2 separate regions of the Homo sapiens genome follow, and region 2 is linked to region 1. A link is an interaction called in ENCODE POLR2A ChIA-PET data of the cell type or tissue named here. Cell type or tissue: MCF 10A. All regions are shown on one strand. Links, peaks and the distances in the headings refer to the core of each region. The heading gives the core; the rest is flanking DNA. Region 1 overlaps CDH13 (cadherin 13). Region 2 overlaps CDH13 (cadherin 13).

Evidence for each region. Peaks named below come from ENCODE experiments on the same cell type or tissue, not always from the same donor. Only the 100,000 strongest peaks of a DNase experiment are listed, where the experiment ranks them.
Region 2: POLR2A ChIA-PET joins it to region 1 with 6 read pairs; 1 of 35 experiments calls an interaction of 5 or more read pairs at or near these places.

Annotation. Positions count from the first base shown.
Region 1 is chr16:83,528,520-83,537,553 of GRCh38, reverse strand. All of the region lies in intron 7 of CDH13 (cadherin 13), which reads right to left. Among named protein-coding and RNA genes, the nearest start is that of MIR3182, 25 kb to the right of the region's middle. RefSeq lists enhancers at 4,076-4,370, 3,580-4,779. In MCF 10A, for the core only: no CTCF peak of the experiment used is centred there; a DNase peak (open chromatin) is centred at 4,163.
Region 2 is chr16:83,469,535-83,478,568 of GRCh38, reverse strand. All of the region lies in intron 6 of CDH13 (cadherin 13), which reads right to left. Among named protein-coding and RNA genes, the nearest start is that of MIR3182, 34 kb to the left of the region's middle. In MCF 10A, for the core only: no CTCF peak of the experiment used is centred there; a DNase peak (open chromatin) is centred at 5,288.

The DNA.
Region 1 (9,034 bases), core at 675-8,674:
AGAGTGTGAGCAAATGGTTCCTTTTCCTTTTCTTCCTATCTCCCTCATATTCCAATCCCCAAGAATTAAACAATCATATAACTACCAAATTCAAATTCAAATACATTATATATTCAAGTCTTGTTGATAAGGAAGAATCCAAGTAAATTATTCAAGCCAAATTAAGTGCATTTCACCTTTAGGTTGCAGCCTAAAGTTCTACACAGGGATTGCCATGGAAAGAAATATAGCAGGACAAATTTTTGTGCATAGATCAGCCAATTCATTGTCCCAGTTGGCTCAGGAAAGTCATGCAAAATCGCTCTTTGGTTTTATCTACTTGCTCAACAAATACTTATTCTGTACCTTCTTTGTAGATAGAGCATCCTGCTGGGCCTTTGAGACATATCAAATGAAATGCCTACTCCAAATCTGTGGTTTCTATGTATTTCAATTTGATTTCAATTAAGTCATCACTTCTGCAAGTCATTCTTGTTGCTCGAATCCCCACAGCTGCCATTCAAAAATGTTTGTACGTCCTTAAAATTCTGCCTTAGTTCTCAATGCACTCTTTTTCAGCAAATGAGCCAGGCTTCTGCTTTACTGAGAAGATGAAACACCTGTGGCATGAGTTACCTCCATCCGCAACATCCCCATTTCAATTTCGATTGCACCAGTCAAGAAATGCTGGTGTTATCCTGGCCACCTGACCCTCCATTACCTCTTCTGCTCAATTTATCACTAGTGCTGCTGTTGATTTTCTCTCCTAAACAGCCCTCGAAGTGGCACCTTCTCCCCATCTCTACCACCTAATTGCTGTCTCTTGTTTGAACCAATATGGTAGTCCCCTAGTGGACATTTCTCTTATCTCCTTCTCCATCTCCCCTTAACACTCAAACCAGAATCATCTTTCCAAAGATGCATCTCTGTATATATCTCCATATAACTTAATATACTTTAAGGATTTCCCATTTCCATTAGTATAAAGACAAAACCCATCAGCCTGTTCTACAAGGTTCCATGGGTGTTCAGCTCTTGGTGGCCTCTCCAGCCTTATCTACACCCACACTCACTGCATTCCCACTGGCCACAGGACCTTTGCTCACCCTTTTCTCTCTCCCTGTGATGTTCTTTCTACCCATTCTTGCTCAGTTAACACCACCTCATCCTCTTGATTCACCCCAAGGATCACGTCCACAAGGAGACCTTCCATGACTACCGTGGTCAGGTCAACTCAGCCCACCAAAGACTCTCTTGCAACATGGTCTTCCCCCTCTTACCTTGTACTATCTTTCTTACTATGCTTATTTGACTAATATTGGTCCCCCCAACTACATTGTAAGCTCTATGAAGACAATGACTGTTGGTTTTTACTCATTTTTCCCCCATAGCCGCTATCATAGTTTTGGCTCACAGTATATACTCAGTGGATATTACGGAAAGGATTTCTCAATGCCTCATAATGCCAAATGCCATATGCCACCCATTTCCTGGGTGTTCATGCAAATGTTGTCCTGGGTGAATTTTTCAATGACTACTCTAGAGAGAGGAGGGCCAAAGCCAGGGTGGTTGTTTCTGTGGGTGTCCATGGGTTTCTTTCTTTTCTTTTCTTTTCTTTTCTTCCTTCCTTCCTTCCTTTCCTTCCTTCTTTCCTTCTTTCCTTTTTTTCCTTTTCTTTTCTTTGTTTCTCTTTCTCTTCCTCTCTCCTTCCTTCCTTCCCTCCCTCCCTCCCTTCCTTCCTTTCCTTCGTTCCTTCTTTTTCTCTTGCTTGCTGCTCCAAATACTTCCTCTGTGTCAAGCACTGTCCTAAGCTCTTTCCTTCCATTCACTCACTTAATATTCATGACACTCCAAAAAAAATGAACATTATCATATCTTGGGGAAACTGAGGCCTAAATGTTAATTAACCTGTCCAGGACTGCACAGTTGGCTCAGCATTTCATTCCCAGCACCATGCATAACACCTTCCCCATGTTGAGATCTCAATACGCACTTGTGGAATCAACGAATGAAGTAGCAAAGCAGAGCTGGTCAGCTGTAAGTCACAGATGCCTGTGACTGTCCTCTTCCTTTGGTCCTCACGGTCACACACTAACCTTTGCCTTGGCCACCTCTCACCAGAACTATTGCAACAGCTTCCTAACTTCTTCTGAATCCACAATTATTTCCCTCTACTTTGCCCATCTACAATGTGGCCACAGCATCTACTAAAATGCCAATCAACTTATCACTCCTTTTTTTGAGATTCTTTAGTGGTATCTCTTTGTCCTTTGGATGCTGACCCAAGTCCTTAATTTGGCCAATAAAAGCCTGTGTCTCTTTCCAGCCGTGCATCTCTTTTCTTCTTGCACATACCAGGCTGCCTCTTGCCCCAGGGCCTCTGCACATGCTGTGCCCTCTGCCTGGAGCACCCCTTATGCTCTGGTCTCCCAGTTAACTCTTAATGAACCTTCAGGCCACAGTGTATATGGCAGACTGAAAAAGGACCCCAACAATATCCTGATCCTAATAATTCCCAGGACCTGTGAGTGTTACCTTATATGGCAAAAGAAACTCTGCAGATATGATTAAACTAATGACTTCAACCATATCCACATTCCAGCTGAGCTGTTGCTTTCTTCAGATTGTCCTATAAAATTGTCCTAGACATTGACATTTGTGCTCTAATGAATTTGTGTAAAGAAGAAATCCTTGATCATTATCAATAAAATCATGGCTTTGATGACCCAATTTTGGGTGTGTATACGCACTGCTAATTCACATTTAAATAAGAATAACTGTTTGCAAATGCATGCTCATAGCAGCATTGCTCATAATAGTGAGGAAGTAGAAGCAGCTCAAATGTCCATCAGTGAAAGGATAGGCAAACAAAATGTGGCCTATCCATACAGTGGAATACTATTCAGCTATGAAAAGAAGTGCTGACCTCTGCTATCATATGGATCAGTAAACACTATGACGTACCTTACAACATTGTGCTAAGTGACAGGGGCCAATCGCAAAAGGCCACAAAAGACAGGCATCACCTGAGTCAAGCCATGTACATTCATTTCACATAGGTGCTAGCCAGGAAGAGGAGGTAGTGGTTGTAACATTTGATGGCTTATTTGATGTCAGATTCAACAGCAAGAACTTTACCTGAAGAAGGTTATTTAATGCTTGTAACGGCCCCATGAAAATGCACTGCCAGCATTTTCCCTTTGTAGAACAGGAAAAGGAAAAATGAAGAGGTCAAAGAACCTAGCCAAGATCACAAAGCTGAAAAATGAAGGGACTGGTATTTGAATCCAGGCTGTGAGGATCCACAGCTCTGCCTCTGAACCACCATGAACAGACCACCTTCCTAATGCGCTCCTCTTTGCATATTTCATTTGTATGGAGCATCCAGAATAGGTAAATCCTTAAAGACAGAAAGTAGATGATTACAAAGGGCATGGGGGATGGAGGATGGGGAGCAACTACTTAACAGGTATGCGGTTTTCATTTGGGGGCGATGAGAATATAGATAGAGGTGGTGCCTTATACAACACTGTCCATCCACTAAATGGCACTGAATTGTTCACTTTAAAATGGTTAATTTTTATGTCATGTGAATTTTGCCTTGACAAACAAGTTTAAAAATAAGTCCAACTAGATTTTTAAAATAGATTAACGTGCCAGGCACTGTGGCTCATGCCTGTAATCCCAGCAGCTCGGGAGGCTGAGGTGGGCGGATCACTTGGGGTCAGGAGTTTGAGACTAGCCTGGGCAACATGGCGAAATCCCATCTCTACTAAAAATGCAAAAATTAGCTGGGCGTGGTGGTGCACACCTGTAATCCCAGCTACTCAGGAGGGTGAGGCAAGAGAATCACCTGAACCCAGGAGGTGGAGGTTGCAGTGAGCTGAGATCGTGCCACTGCACTCCAGCCTGGGTGACAGAGTGAGACTCCATCTCAAAAAAAAAAAAAAAAAAAAGATAATGTAAATTATACTTAAATCCTCACAACTTCCACAACTAAGGAAGCCGTGGGCCGTGCCATTCCACCACCTCCTTGTGCTGGGTCCTTACTGCAATGCCCATGAGCTATTATGAGAGCTGAGAAACCTGCCAACTCTACCTACACAGATCCGACTTCCTGTCTGTCGGCTTCAGGCAGGGACCTGCTGCCCACAGAGGAGGAGGTGAAGAGTGTGGGAGGCACCTCCCATCTTGTCTTTGGGGAATGCCCTGTAAAAATGACTCACCTCTGGGCATCTCAGTATTTATCTTCCGCTCAGTGGTGAGGTTGCGAGTCACGCTGAGTTGAGATTTTCCGAGCACATTTAAGTGCAATACACACCAATGAAAAGTGAGCCGTCGCATTGAGGGGAAGTTTACCTATGTTTACCCTTCTCCAGCGTGACACCAGCTGCTGGCATCTGCTGGTCCTCTGGCATAAGAGTGAGTGGAGACAGAGTTAGCATCTCGCTCTCCTCTCCCTGAATAAGAGCTGATGTTGAGGTAGACTGTAATAGGAGCAGGCAGAACAGAACAATAATTGGAATCCTTTTAGAGATGCCTGATGCTCTGCAGACTGACAATTGTAGTTAGCTTCTCCTACAGAGAGCTCTGTCACCACGAGTTTGTGTTAGAAACAGCTGGTGGCTGAAGGACTGGGAACTAACAAGCCACGCTGCTCAGATGCAGGGGAGGCCGCTGGCTCTCTCCCGTGGCACTGCTGAATTCCGTCTGCCGGGATGTTGGCACAACGCATGGCTCATAACACACACCGGTAGGGTTCACATGGCTTAATGGGACAACTGCTCTAGTGCAAAGGGACAGAGGGAGAGGATCGCTCAAGTCCGGACCAGCGTGACTACTCAGGCAGATGGCCAATGATTGCTTGCAAAGAACTTACAAGGCACCAGGCATGGTGCAAGCCACTGCAGAGATTGCAGAGGAAGAAACTGACATGGCGAATGTGGAGCTGATAGGCTACTTGAGGAGACAAGCAGCCATTTATTCATTCAGCAAATATTTATGGAGAAGCTACCATGCACTAGCGCTGAGCTAGGCACTCTGGATGCAGCAGCAAAGAGCCCGCATGTGGCTTCTAGGAAGCTCACTGTCTCTCTGGGAAGACAAATATTCATTTATCCAGTAACATTTTATTAAGGGACTCCCATGTTCCAAGCACTGGTTCCAGGTGCTGGGCATTAAACTAATAGTCCCAAGTGCAATGAATGCTTTGAAAATGAATTTCAAGGTGCAATGGGAACTCTTCTAATCTTGGGGTGAGGGTGGTGACAGAAGTCACCTTTGAGGAGTGACTTCTACACTGTATGAGCTTGTACTAGTCTGTTTTCACACTGTTGATAAACACATACCTGAGACTGGGCAATATGCAAAAGAAAGAGGTTTAATGGACTCACAGTCCCTTGTGGTTGAGGAGGCTTCACAATCATGGCAGCAGGTGAAAGGCACATCTCACATGGCAGCAGACAAGAGAAGAGCTCTTGTGCAAGGAAACTCCCCTTTATAAAACCATCAGATCTCATGAGACTTCCTCACTATCACAAGCATAGCACAGGAAAGACCTGCCCCCATGATTCAATTACCTCCCACCGGGTGCCTCCCATAACACATGGGAATTGTGGGAGCTAAAATTAAAGATGAGATTTGAGTGGGGACACAGCTAAACCATATCAGAGCTTCTTGTGACTGCCCTAACAAATTACCACAAACTGTTAGGTTGAAATAACACAAAGTTACTCTCTTACAGTTTTGGAGGCCAGGAGTCCAAAATCCATTTCACTGTGCTAAAATTAAGGTGGCCGCAGGGCCACACTGCTTCCAAAGGCTCCGGGAGAGAATGTATATTTTGCCTTTTTTGCTTCTAGAGACTGAATTCATTTCTGGGTTAGTGGCCACATCACATTGCCTCCTCCCTCTTCTTCAGTCAATACCACTCGCCTCCCTCTTGTAGGGACATTTGTAATTACATTTAGGGACAACTTAGATAATTGAGCATATCTGGCTGAGAGGCCTCACAATCATGGTGGAAAGTGAAAGGCATGTCTCACATGGCGGCAGAGAAGAGAAGAGGGCTTGTGCAGGGAAACTCCGCTTTATAAGCCCCTCACCCCTCATCTCAAGATCCTTGACTTAATCACACCAGCAAAGTCTCTGTTGCTGTGTAAGGTAACATAGTCATAGGTACCAGGATCAGGACTTGGGTGTCTGGGGGAGCCATCTTTTAGTCTATCACACACACCTTCCTATTTCTATTATACTGTGCTGCCTTCAGGCCATGCCAGGCTCTACCAGGAGAAACTGAGGCTGAAAGGCTGAATGGATTTATAGGATGGCAGAGACCAGAGGCCTAGTTACATGTAAACAGACAAAGTCAAGATTACAGATATCACCTGAGTCAAGCCATGTACGTTGATTTAACATAGGTGTTACCCAGAAGAGGATGTGCTACCATGGTGGTGGCAGTTGTAACATTTGATTGCTTATTAGATGTCAGAAACAACACCAAGAACTTTACCGGAAGAAAGTTATTTAATGCTCGTAACTATCCCATGAAAACACACTGCCAGCATTCCCCCTTTAGAGGACAGGAAATGGAGGAGTGGAGACATCAAAGGACCCAGCGAAAGTCACAAAGCTAAAACATGAAGGAACCGATATTTGAATCCAGTCTGTGTGAATGCACAGCTCTGCCTCTGACCCACCATGCACAGACCGCCTGCCTGATGGGTTCCTCTCTGCCAAGGGGCTAGTTACTGGTAAATGTCATTTCAACATAGAGGTGGCAATCTGAGATTGCCATAGGCTAGTCCTTCTTTGTCAGGACCAGTTGAGTGACTTGGGAAAGTCACTGTCCCTCTGTGAACCTCAGTCTTCCATTACAAAATAAGGAAGTTAATGAGATGAATTCTGCAGCCTTGTGTGTGTGGTTAAGATGATGGGCAGATTGAAAACAGCTGCTGTGATGGTTGGTGCGTGGTTGATGTGAAAGCCTGGGTGCTGGGTTATAGAAGGAGTAGACTCACAGAGACCATTAATCCTAACAATTGCTCATCAACAACTTAACACAGGCCAAATCTGTCCTCAAGGACAGAGCCACAGTGCTCTCAGGAAACAGTGCTCAATTTTGGCTCTCTGTTCTGGGGTCCTGATTCCGTGACTACGAAGCAACTTTAGACAGCCAGCTGGAAATGCCATCTGAATGTGTAAGAAGGTGTCTAATATGAGAATCATAAAACTCAGCACAAGGTCAGCTCAGTGGTGACTCCACAAAATTCAAGCTATGGAGACCTACAGAGACTGACTTTACAGTGCACTCAATTTTCTGATATTTCTCAACTGAGAGCTTCACTGACTTAAGCTTTAATTGAAAGCATTTAACCTATTACAAATTATCATGAATAGCACCAAGCTGAACACCCCCAAAATGCTCATTTCAAATATATGAACCTCTTCAAGGGCCAGCAGGAACAGGTACGCAGAGCCATGGGTTTAGAAGGAAGACAGACAATAATCTTCAGAGAACATGCTTCATGTCCAGCTCAGTGTCTGCATCAGGCACCCTCTGCTTGCAACTCCAGAGAAGTCACTAGATTCTTACCCGACCCCATTTCACAAGTTCTTTTGCACTCCTACTTAACTAGGACTGTAGTTTCTAATTTTCCTTTATAAGTGATTTTAATAACGTTATTTTATTACAAATACATATGAAAATAACAGAAATGTAAGAAAAACATTAGCGCTCCATAATCACCTGACCAAATGTTCAATATGTTGACATTTATTTTCATCTTTTTTAAAATCAATATCAATATTGTATTTTTCTTTTATGTGGTCGTTTAATAGATAAAATTCTGTTATGCATAATTTTCCTTTGTGCTTGTATTAAAATCTCTATTTCCATTTATATTACTCAGAAAACAGTAGTACAGATCATCCATGTCTTTTACTATCCTTACAGAATCCTATAAAAACACACACAGGGAATTTTTATGATTTTTTTCACAAAAAAATGGCATGCACATTTCTTTATGTAAGCTGTGTACATTGCTCTGGGCTAGTAAATCATAGATATTATCAGTTATTTTTTAAAGCCATATAGTATTTCCTAGAATGGATGTAGTACAGTGTAGTGTGAATGGAGATCTAACCTTTTATTTTTTGTACCTACAAAAAACAATGCTTCAACAAACATCCTTATACATATAAACTCAAATATTAAGGTTTTATTATTTTTTAGGCTAGTTTTCAGAAGTAAAATTTCTGGGCAAAAGACAAAGCCTGTTAATAAGTTTAATATATGTCATCCAATTAGCTTGTACACTGCAAAGCTAGGATTCCAATCCACGTACACTGGACTTCAGAGTCTGACCTCCAACCATAAATACTATGTACTGCTTGTACTTCAGAGATGCCTAACAATGGGGCTTAACTTCCTGAAGAAGCAAGCTCGCCTAGATCTACAATGAAAAAGAAAAAAAAAAAAAAAAGACAGAGGTATTCATGGGGAGGGGGTTTGGGTGGAATGACCTCCATCTTCTCTTCTAATCTGAGATTTTCATACTCCCTAAACTGAATCCACTATATTTCAGTCAGGTGGACCAAGCAATTTATATATAACTACCCCATTAGTAACTGAGCAGGACCACCCTGGTGACATTTCTCAAGGTGACTCCTGCTAATTAAACAGTTATATAGCCATGATCCCTTCACCATAATGAACAAAGAAAAAAGGCATGGGGAGACTGGGATTGAACAGTCTCTCTCTTGACTACAACCAATGCTAAACGAGACATGGATTTAGAAATTAGAATAAAAACAACACTGTGTTCAGCATGATAACTCTTTTTCAGTGCTTAGTGTTTTAATGCTGTTCGTTACATCTCAGCACTGTCAGAGAATTTAGAGATAGATGGAGATAGTTGGGAAATTTAGAGATAGATGGAAACAGTTGGAGAATTTAGAGACAGATGATCTAATATTTATAGTAGAAATCCCTTTTGAAATAAGATTTATGTAATATATACATGAAGATAAGTGCCCTCCCAAGGGCTCTTAGACG
Region 2 (9,034 bases), core at 619-8,618, 59 kb after region 1:
GGTTGTTATTCACCAGCACAAGGACCCCTCCCACATTTTCATATGGTGGTCCAGCTGTGCATTTGATCCAGAAAGTGCTTGATAATGTGAGTTTTGATGAAGATGCTAATGACCTTTGGTCAGTCCTCTAACAGGAGCCTAGTTCCACTGGCCTCAAAGGTGGGACTCTCTGTGGTCAGACTGGGAGCTGGGCCAGGAGTGAGAAGCTCACCTACTCACCCAGTGCCCATACAGGTAGCTTCACATGAGTAAAGCGCTCTCAAGGCAACCGGGAGAGGTGGGGTTGGTGGCAAACTGGAGCGTGTGCCTCCTGCCTCAGGCGGCAGCTGCCTTTTAGCTCAAAGGAATTACTGCATGTCTGAAATACAAGTCTGGACTAGCCAGATCTTTTGATGTTTTTTTTTTTTTTGAGACGGAGTCTTGCTCTGTTGCCCAGGCTGGAGTGCAGTGGCGTGATCTCGGCTCACTGCAAGCTCCGCCTCTTGGGTTCATGCCATTCTTCTGCCTCAAGCAGCTGGGACCACCAAGCCTGGCTAATTTTTTATATTTTTAGTAGAGATGAGGTTTCACCATGTTAGTCAGGATGGTCTCGATCTCCTGACCTCGTGATCCACCCGACTCGGCCTCCCAAAGTGCTGGGATTACAGGTATGAGCCACCGCGTCCAGCCATCTTTTGATTTTTTAAGAAAAGGTGGGAATTTGGATTTTTAGACACTAGTTCAAATTTAAAAAATAAAAGATCACTCAGTGGGACTAGAAGGCCAAACAAAAGAGGTTATGGCAAGCTTCGGTCTGAGGCCCACCAGCTTTTGACCTTGTCTGTTGGTAGAGCCATTCTTTCCCCCAAAGGCACGAATTAGATGTTGTTGATGAGTACTCCAGATTACAACTTTAAAAAGTGGTACATCCATGGGAAACATTTTGCCCTTCCTCCTCCCACCTCCCTGTTTGGAACAGAAAAATTCATCATCTGTCCGAGAATGATCTGGCTCAGAGAGATCTCACCCTGTGGGAGAGCAGCACTGACTAAACGGGCACGAGATATATATACTCCTGATACAGGTTTGAGGTGAGGAAGTGCCATCCCATAGGAACACAACTGTGCTCTTTAAAATGAGAATGCCTTAAATTTTGGGACAGTTGCTGACTTCATTTAAAAACAGTCCTAAGTGTCTCCATGCAGCTGAAATTACCACAGGCTTGAATTGAAATGCAACAGGCTTCGCTTCTCCTCTCCACTTTGCTTTGCCTCCCTGGAGCTAGTTGGTTTTTTAAGTACAAATTGACAGCCAAATATGTAATAAGTTATGACAAGTTGAGCAATGACTGTCTCCATCTGTTTTCAAAGGTTGTTTATTTTTATACTGATAAAGAGATGATGGCAACAGGACCACCTTGTGATTATTTCAGGTTTTCATTCGCTGCAGTTCAGCCTCCAGTGTCTGCCCTTCTTTCTGGTAAGCTATTCTTTAATGAAGCTGAAGAACTGTTTATGACATATTAGGTGACACATGGCCAAAACTGGGGTCCCCCATCATGATTCATTTTACTGTCCTAATTTCTTCCTTTTATCCAGACTTCGACAGTAAGATTTTTCTTACACCCCTTAAAAATTCCACTTAATCTTTTTATCTACCATTCCCATGAAGTTCTTTTTGAAAGACATAGGATACTCTATGCTGAATTAAATGATGTTGCCTGAAAACACTTCAAAAAATCAATTTTAAGTGGAAACTTTAATATTCCAAACTAATAATAAAAATACTCTTTATATTGAATTAGCCTGAAGTAATTGTAACTCTCCAATATATTTTTCCATAAACTCTTAAAAACAACAAAAGGACACGGTGTGGTTTTTTTTGTTTGTTTAACCAATTTAAGAGTTTTTTTTGAGACAGTCTCGCTTTGTCACTGGAGTGCAGGCTGGAGTGCAGTGGCGTAATCTGGGCTCACAGCAACCTCTGTCCCCCAGGTTCAAGTGATTCTCATGCCTCAGCCTTCCAAGTAGCTTGGATTGCAGGCATGCGCCACCACGCCTTGCTAATTTTTGTATTTTTAGTAGAGATATGGTTTTACCATGTTGGCCAGGCTGGTCTCAAACTCCCGACCTCGAGTGATCTGCCCACCTTGGCCTCTCAAAGTGCTGGGATTACAGGTGTGAGCCACTGCGCCCAGCCAATTTAAGAGATTTTTAAATGGCAAGCCTAGTCCTTTTTACAGCAGTGGTTTTCAATGAGGGGTATTTTAGCCCCTCTAGGGAACATTTGGCAATGCCTGGGGATACTTTTGGTTGTTACAACTGGGGCAGGAGATGTGATATTGGCATCTAGTGGGTAGAGATCAAGGATGCTGCTCTATATCTGACAAATATGAAAATGTTCAAAGGCACCAGAATAATGCTTTGCATGTATTAAGAGTCTAGTAAACATTTGCCAAATGCACAAGTGAATAAATACATGAATAAGTGAATAAATAAAAGATGAGTTTTTATCATTTTTCTTCGTTTACAGCTTAAGGTAATATAAAGCTGGAGTAGGAAGCAGGTAAATAATTGATACTTAACTGACACTAAATATTAATGAACTCCTGGGTTAATTCTGAACAATGGGCTTATTGTCGCTATCATTTATATCTATTTAAGGGCAAAGGCGCAGCAATTTGCTCTTTAAAAACACAGACCATAGGCCAGGCATGGTGGCTCATGCCTGTAATCCCATCACTTTGGGAGGCCGAGGTGGGTGGATCACCCGAGGTCAGGAGTCCAAGACCAACCTGGCCAACATGGTGAAACCCTTTCTCTACTAAAAATGCAAACAAATTTAGCCAAACGTGGTGGCATGTCCCTGTAATCCTAGTTACTGGGGAGGCTGAGGTGTGAGAACTGCTTGAACACGAGAGGCGAAGGCTGCAGGGAGCCGAGATCACACCACTGCACTCCAGCCTGGGTGACAGAGAGAGACCCTGTCTCAAAAACAGTAACAACAACAACAAAAACCACATAGACTATATTAGGCTAGGCTAGAATGAGATAACAGTCCAACCCTATCATTTCAGTGGCTTAGCACATAAAGTTAATTTCTCACTCAAATTCAGTCCACTTTGGGGGTTCACTTCAAGGGGCAGATCCTCTCTCCAAGTGGCAGCTTAGGGATCCAGACCCTTGCATCTTATAGCCAGGCCACCTTGAACATGCAGCTTCCTGACTGCTGCAGGAGCGGCAGAGAGTTGCAAACTCACATGCTGACTCATTGAACGCTTCAGTCAGAAACGACACACAGCACTCTTGCCTGCACTTCAGCGGCCAGACCTGGTGTCTAAGGCAAGCTCAAGAGCAGGTGGACTTCATGAACGTGTGACCTGCACAGTTGCACAGAACCCCTTGCTCAGACAGTCCCTGTGCTGGGTTTAGTGCTCTGTTGTCACCCTCTTGACATTCTTAATTGTTGTTGAACAAGGGACCCTGAGTTTTCATTTTACAATGGGCTCTGCAAATCACGCAGCCAGTCGTGGTCAAGAGCCAGGAGCCAGATGGCGGAAGGCCTGGGAAACACAGGGGGTCACCTGGACACTCAGTGTCTCGGCCTCAGTGCCTATACTCAGCTGCGCAGGCAACAATGCACATGCCTTCCTTTTCATCATTATGGCCCCAGAACTGCACCGGCTCACTGAACACTTGGCTCCTCCAGCGGTTGTTTCCCTATGGGGTGAGAAGCAAGATGTACCTGGGCAGAAGTCAAACAGTCACTGCTCTAGGCTTGGACCTTCTCTGGGAGTGCCTTCTCCAGCCCTAAGCTCTGGGTTCCCTGTTCTGGGAGATCTGTGCTGGCTTCACAGTTTATTCCTCGGGCTCCCAGCTCTTGACCTTGCTTTGGACACCAGAGAACTGCTATTTCCTTGGCTTCTGCTTTAATTTGCTGAATTCTAAGCTACATCCTCCTTTTTAATGAAATACTTCTGCTAAATTTCCCCCACCCTCTTGTTTTTTCTGGTGGGACCCACCAGATGTGGGCCGTACATGAGAATGAGGTTGAGCAAACATGGCCTGGGGGTATGCCTTGCAACCCTGGCTGCTCATTGAAGATATTTTAAAATTCTCTTGATGTCTGAGACTCTCCCCCAGAGATTTTTATTCTACTGGCCTGGTGTGGGGCCTTGAGAGTGGAATCCTTGGAATGATAGAAGCTGAACAGATGGAGACTCTGGCACCTTACTTACTGGCTACATGATCTGAGCAACATACACAACCTTACAGAGGCTCAATTTCCTTATCTGTAAAATGGGCTGACACCTATGACTGTGTAAAGTTGGCTTAAAGATGCAGGTAAAATATAGGGGGCACTGAGGAGGAGACCTTTGCAGTAATTCCATGGAGGAGGAGATACATGTGTGGACTGTGCACCAGAAATAGTTCTTCTAATAGCCCTGCCAGGGTAATTAGATCATCTCTATTTTAAAAGAAAGAGACTCAGGCTCAGGGAAGTCAAATAACCACTCCATCATCACTACTGGCAAGTGGCTGAGTATGGGCTCAGAGGGACACACAAAAGCATAATCCTGAATGAATACAAAAGTTGGTGCAGGAGTGATGGGGAGCTAACCTTTATGAGGGTTCGTACCATAGCAGATGACTCAGGGCATTGCAAGCATTTAATCATCCCACAAACCCTATGAGGCAGGTGTCATTAGCCCATTTTATGGAGAGGGAAGCTGAGGCCCAGGGAGGTAAAGCCGCTTGCCCATCACCTCAGTTATCTAGCTGGTAAGTGGCTGAGACGAGAGGCAAACCCAGGAAGTGTGGTTTATTCTCCCAACTTCCCTACTCAGCTCCACACAGCTCATGTCAGATATTTCACATTACATTTTGCAGGTAGGATAATTTTCCAGAATTCTCCCTACAGAGTGGCTATTGAGGACCTTGCCCTGCATTACAGCTTGTCTGGGGCATCTTTAGGCTAGGTCCAGAAGCCCGAGGGACATATAGGACCTATATCCTTGAGTTGTAGTGCAGGACAGATGATCGATGACTCCAGAACCACACCTGTTAGGTAAGTGACCTGGCTGAAGTTCCAGGTATGATCAACAAGGATCTCCAGGAGGTTTCAGGGTGCTGGTGACTACTGCAGTTACAAGATACAAATGAGCCAGGATAGTGAAATACCACACAATTCAGACTCCGTGTTCAACGGGAAGAAAGTGCTAGCAAATTGCTAGTAAAGCTGTAATGTTGCTGATTTTGCAAACATGTGTTCTCCAACTTGATAAGTAAATACATATTGGGTAACATGGTGATGTTGCAAGCTGTTGTTTCATGGCTGGGAAGTCGGCTGCCTGTGATTGATGCGAGCAATGAAAGTATGTATAAAATAACACTGAATTAGAAGGAGTTGCTTTATGAGTCTATGGAAATGGATCTTTTATGAAGAATAAAACTTGATGAAGGATCTCTATTAGGGTCACACAAAACTGAAATTAAATGCGCTGGGATTGAGATCTAAGAGGGGGCCTTCTGGACTGTCTGGGCTCACAGACTGGGGTAGCTTTTTCCAGGCCACCTGTGCCCCCATGGAACTGGAGAGTCATTTCCATTTGGCAGGATTCATTTCTCTCCACCGTGGATGTCAGAACTGACAGATGTATTACCTCTTCCAAGCCATCAGGCCACCACTCAAGGGATAACTTAGATCCATAAAACTTAACAATGCACATTTGATTCACCCTCGTATCCTCTGAATGAAACAGGGCCAGCCACACAGTAGGTGCTCAATAAATATTTAAGGAGCAAAAGGAGATTCGATCCAGTAGCTTCTGGCACACTCTGTATGAATAATCTGTTTCATTTTTGGTTTTAAATGCTCTTCCCCATGTGTTCATTTCTACCCTACAATAATACTGCTTTTCCAGATTGCAATGTTCTTCTCTTAGAAACAACCTGGCAGAAGAGAGACCAAAGGCACCTGCTCCCCACACCCCAAGGGCCAATGGACACAACTTAAGAGAGCTGCACTAGATGCTCCCTCGGATCTGGGGTTGTGAGTCCCGCCCCTGAGCGGCGGTGCCCTGACTCCACTGCCTCTGCTACAAGCCAGCTCCCGGGGCCGACCTCAGGGCTCCAGAGTCATCATGGCTCCTGCTCTCCCCAGTCTCATATCTCCAGCCTCTTGTTAGGGGAGAGATCTATTCATCAATTCCCCTTTGTTAAAGAAAGTCTGGGTTGGTTTTCATTTGTTGCAACCACAGGGCACCGTCTAACATAAATCCCCACTGGCCTCCCATCCAGACTCACAATACTCAGAGGGTTAGCAGCATGCCCACAGGAGACAGAGTCCCCAGTTTCAGTCCCAGCTCTGCCACTGAACAGCTGCTCCACTCTGGACAACAGTGAGCCTGAGGTATAACGGTACTAAGTGGGGACAGTAATGGTTTTCACCTGATGGGGTTGGTGCATGGATTAAGTGAGTGACTACATGTAACATTCAGCCCAGGACACTGTGTTCTCTGAGAATATTGTTGTTATCAAAAGACGGGAGAGGCATGGCCCAGAAGCACCACGTTTGATAAAGAAGCAGAAGAGAAGTCTTCAATGAAAGCAAGGTTAGTGTGAAATGATATTTTTTAAAACCAAAGTAACCTTAGGTTGTCTAAATAGAAGTAGATTTGTACAAGGGAGACAATCACCATTTTAACTCAATATTAAGCCTCAACAATATCCCAAGGTCTCCTCCATGTGCTCGATGAGACTCAAGAGGTAATTAAAATATGACTCTTCCTTGCAAGTTGCTGAGAGCCTGGCTAAGAAGCTGGGTATTTAGGCACTGCTCGGGTGAGCATATGGTGTAGTAGTGGTTTAGAGCCCAGGTTCCAAGATCAAATCCTGCCTACTTCAAACCCTGCCTTCAGTTTACTCACTGGGGAGGCTGGACACATGGGGCAGCCTCTCTGAGCTGCAAAAGTCGCTTCACAGTTACAAAGGCAGGCATAAAAGTGTGGTTAGAAAGGCCAGGCGAGGTGGCTCACGCCTGTAATCCCAGCACTTTGGGAGGCCGAGGCGGGTGGATCACGAGGTCAGAAGTTCAAGACCAGCCTGGCCAAGATGGTAAAACCCTATCTGTACTAAAAATACAAAAAATTAGCCGGGCGCTGTGGCAGCCACCTGTAGTCCTAGCTACTCAGGAGGCTGAGGAAGGAGAATCATTTGAACCCGGAGGGTGGAGGTTGCAGTGAGCTGAGATCATACCACTGCACTCCAGCCTGGGTGACAGAGTAAAACTACGTCTCAAAAAAAAAAAAAAAAAGGGTGGTTAGAAAAATAATGGTCCCAAACATTCCTATATCCTAATCCCCAACAACTGTGAATATCTTACCATGTTATCTTACAGGGTAAAAGAAACTTAGTCAATGTCATTAAAGATCTTGAGATGAGGGGCTTATCCTAGATTATCTGGGTGGGCCCAACAAGGTCCTTGTAAGAGAGAGACATGGGAGTCAGAGAAGGAGATGTGAACAGGGAAGCAGAAGTCAAAGAAAGATATCTGGAGACGCCACACTGCTGGCTTTGAAGACCAAGGAAGGCGTCAGGAGCCAAGGAGTGCAGGTGACCCGAGAAGCTGGAAAAATCAAGAAAGTGGATTCTCCCCTGGAGCCTCTGGAAGGAACCAGCCTTGCCTACACCTTGACTTTAACCCAATGAGACCGATTTTGGACTTCTGACCCAAGTGTAAAAAGATAAATTTGCACATTTTAAACCATAAATATGTAGCAATTCATCACAGCCACAAAAGGAAGCTCATACTAGCGGTGTCTATTTTATTGGGTATCTGTGGTGGGCAAATGAGAGGCAGAGGACGTGCAGCTCTGGGCTAGGCGTGTTATCTGCTGAGCCTGTGGTTGTGGTGGCTGCTATTATCATTTGGAGCAGCAGAAGGGGTAGAAGAATCAGATTCTCCCTCCTGCCAATGAGTAGGGTGGACATATTACACTCTTTCAGAGGTGGCAACTTTGAGGCAATGAATCATCCTTGAGCACTGCTGGAATGTTATGCTCTATTATAAGAGGAATCTAGGCTAAAATGAAGAATTTCAGAAAGGACAAAGCTAAAGGAAAAAACCAAGATCAAATTATAAGCTTCCACTATGGCCTATGCAAAGGGATGGCCAGGAGAGCTACCTTTTGATAGCCAAAGGGATGGTGCCATGAGCAAGAAGCAGCAGAGATTGGCTGGGTGTAGTGCTCACATCTGTAATCCCAGCAGTTTGGGAGACTGAGGCGGAAGGATTGTTTGAGCTCAGGAGTTCGAGACTAGCCTGGGCAACATGGTGAGACACCTTTCTCTAAAAAAAGCAAAAATCTAAAACAAACACACAGAAAAACACCAGCAGCAGAGGGTTCTGGAGGTGGGAAGTAGAGGGATAGGTGAATGTCAAAGCGAGAGTGTGCACACAGGTGTATGTGTGTGCAGGGGCTTTGATTCACTCCAACTAAGAGCCCAGGAGAGCTGCACAGATCTGAAGCAGGATATCTTGTACTGTAATAGTTGCCTGTTACAACAAGTATCACCCAGAGACTACGGCCAAGTAAAAGAAATTTATGAAAACTGCATAAACAAAGGTGACACTGTCTAAGGGTCTCTTAAAAGTCTCCCAGCCTGTAGGGGTTTGGAGAAACTGCAGCAGCCTCCTCAGTGTGTAATGCACACATTGTATTTTGCACTATCCAAGAATCTCATACATTTCAAATATGAGATGTGCTTTGATGGGTCAGTCCCATCCCCCACCGCAGGAAAGAAGAAATCATGCCTACGTGTTGCAAACAATGCATTTTATTCAACCCCAGTCTTTATGGGGGCCTATTTTGTGGCAGGCCCTGTGCTAGTGCTGTGGATGCCAGACTGAAAAGGCCTCATGTGGACCTTCCACTGGCCACATTTTGCTGGGAGACAGAGATGCTTACACACAGAATTTTCTTGCAGCATGAAGATGCAATAGACAAAAACCCATGATCAAGGTTGCCCTGAAAGCATCTGGTATCAGGAAATGT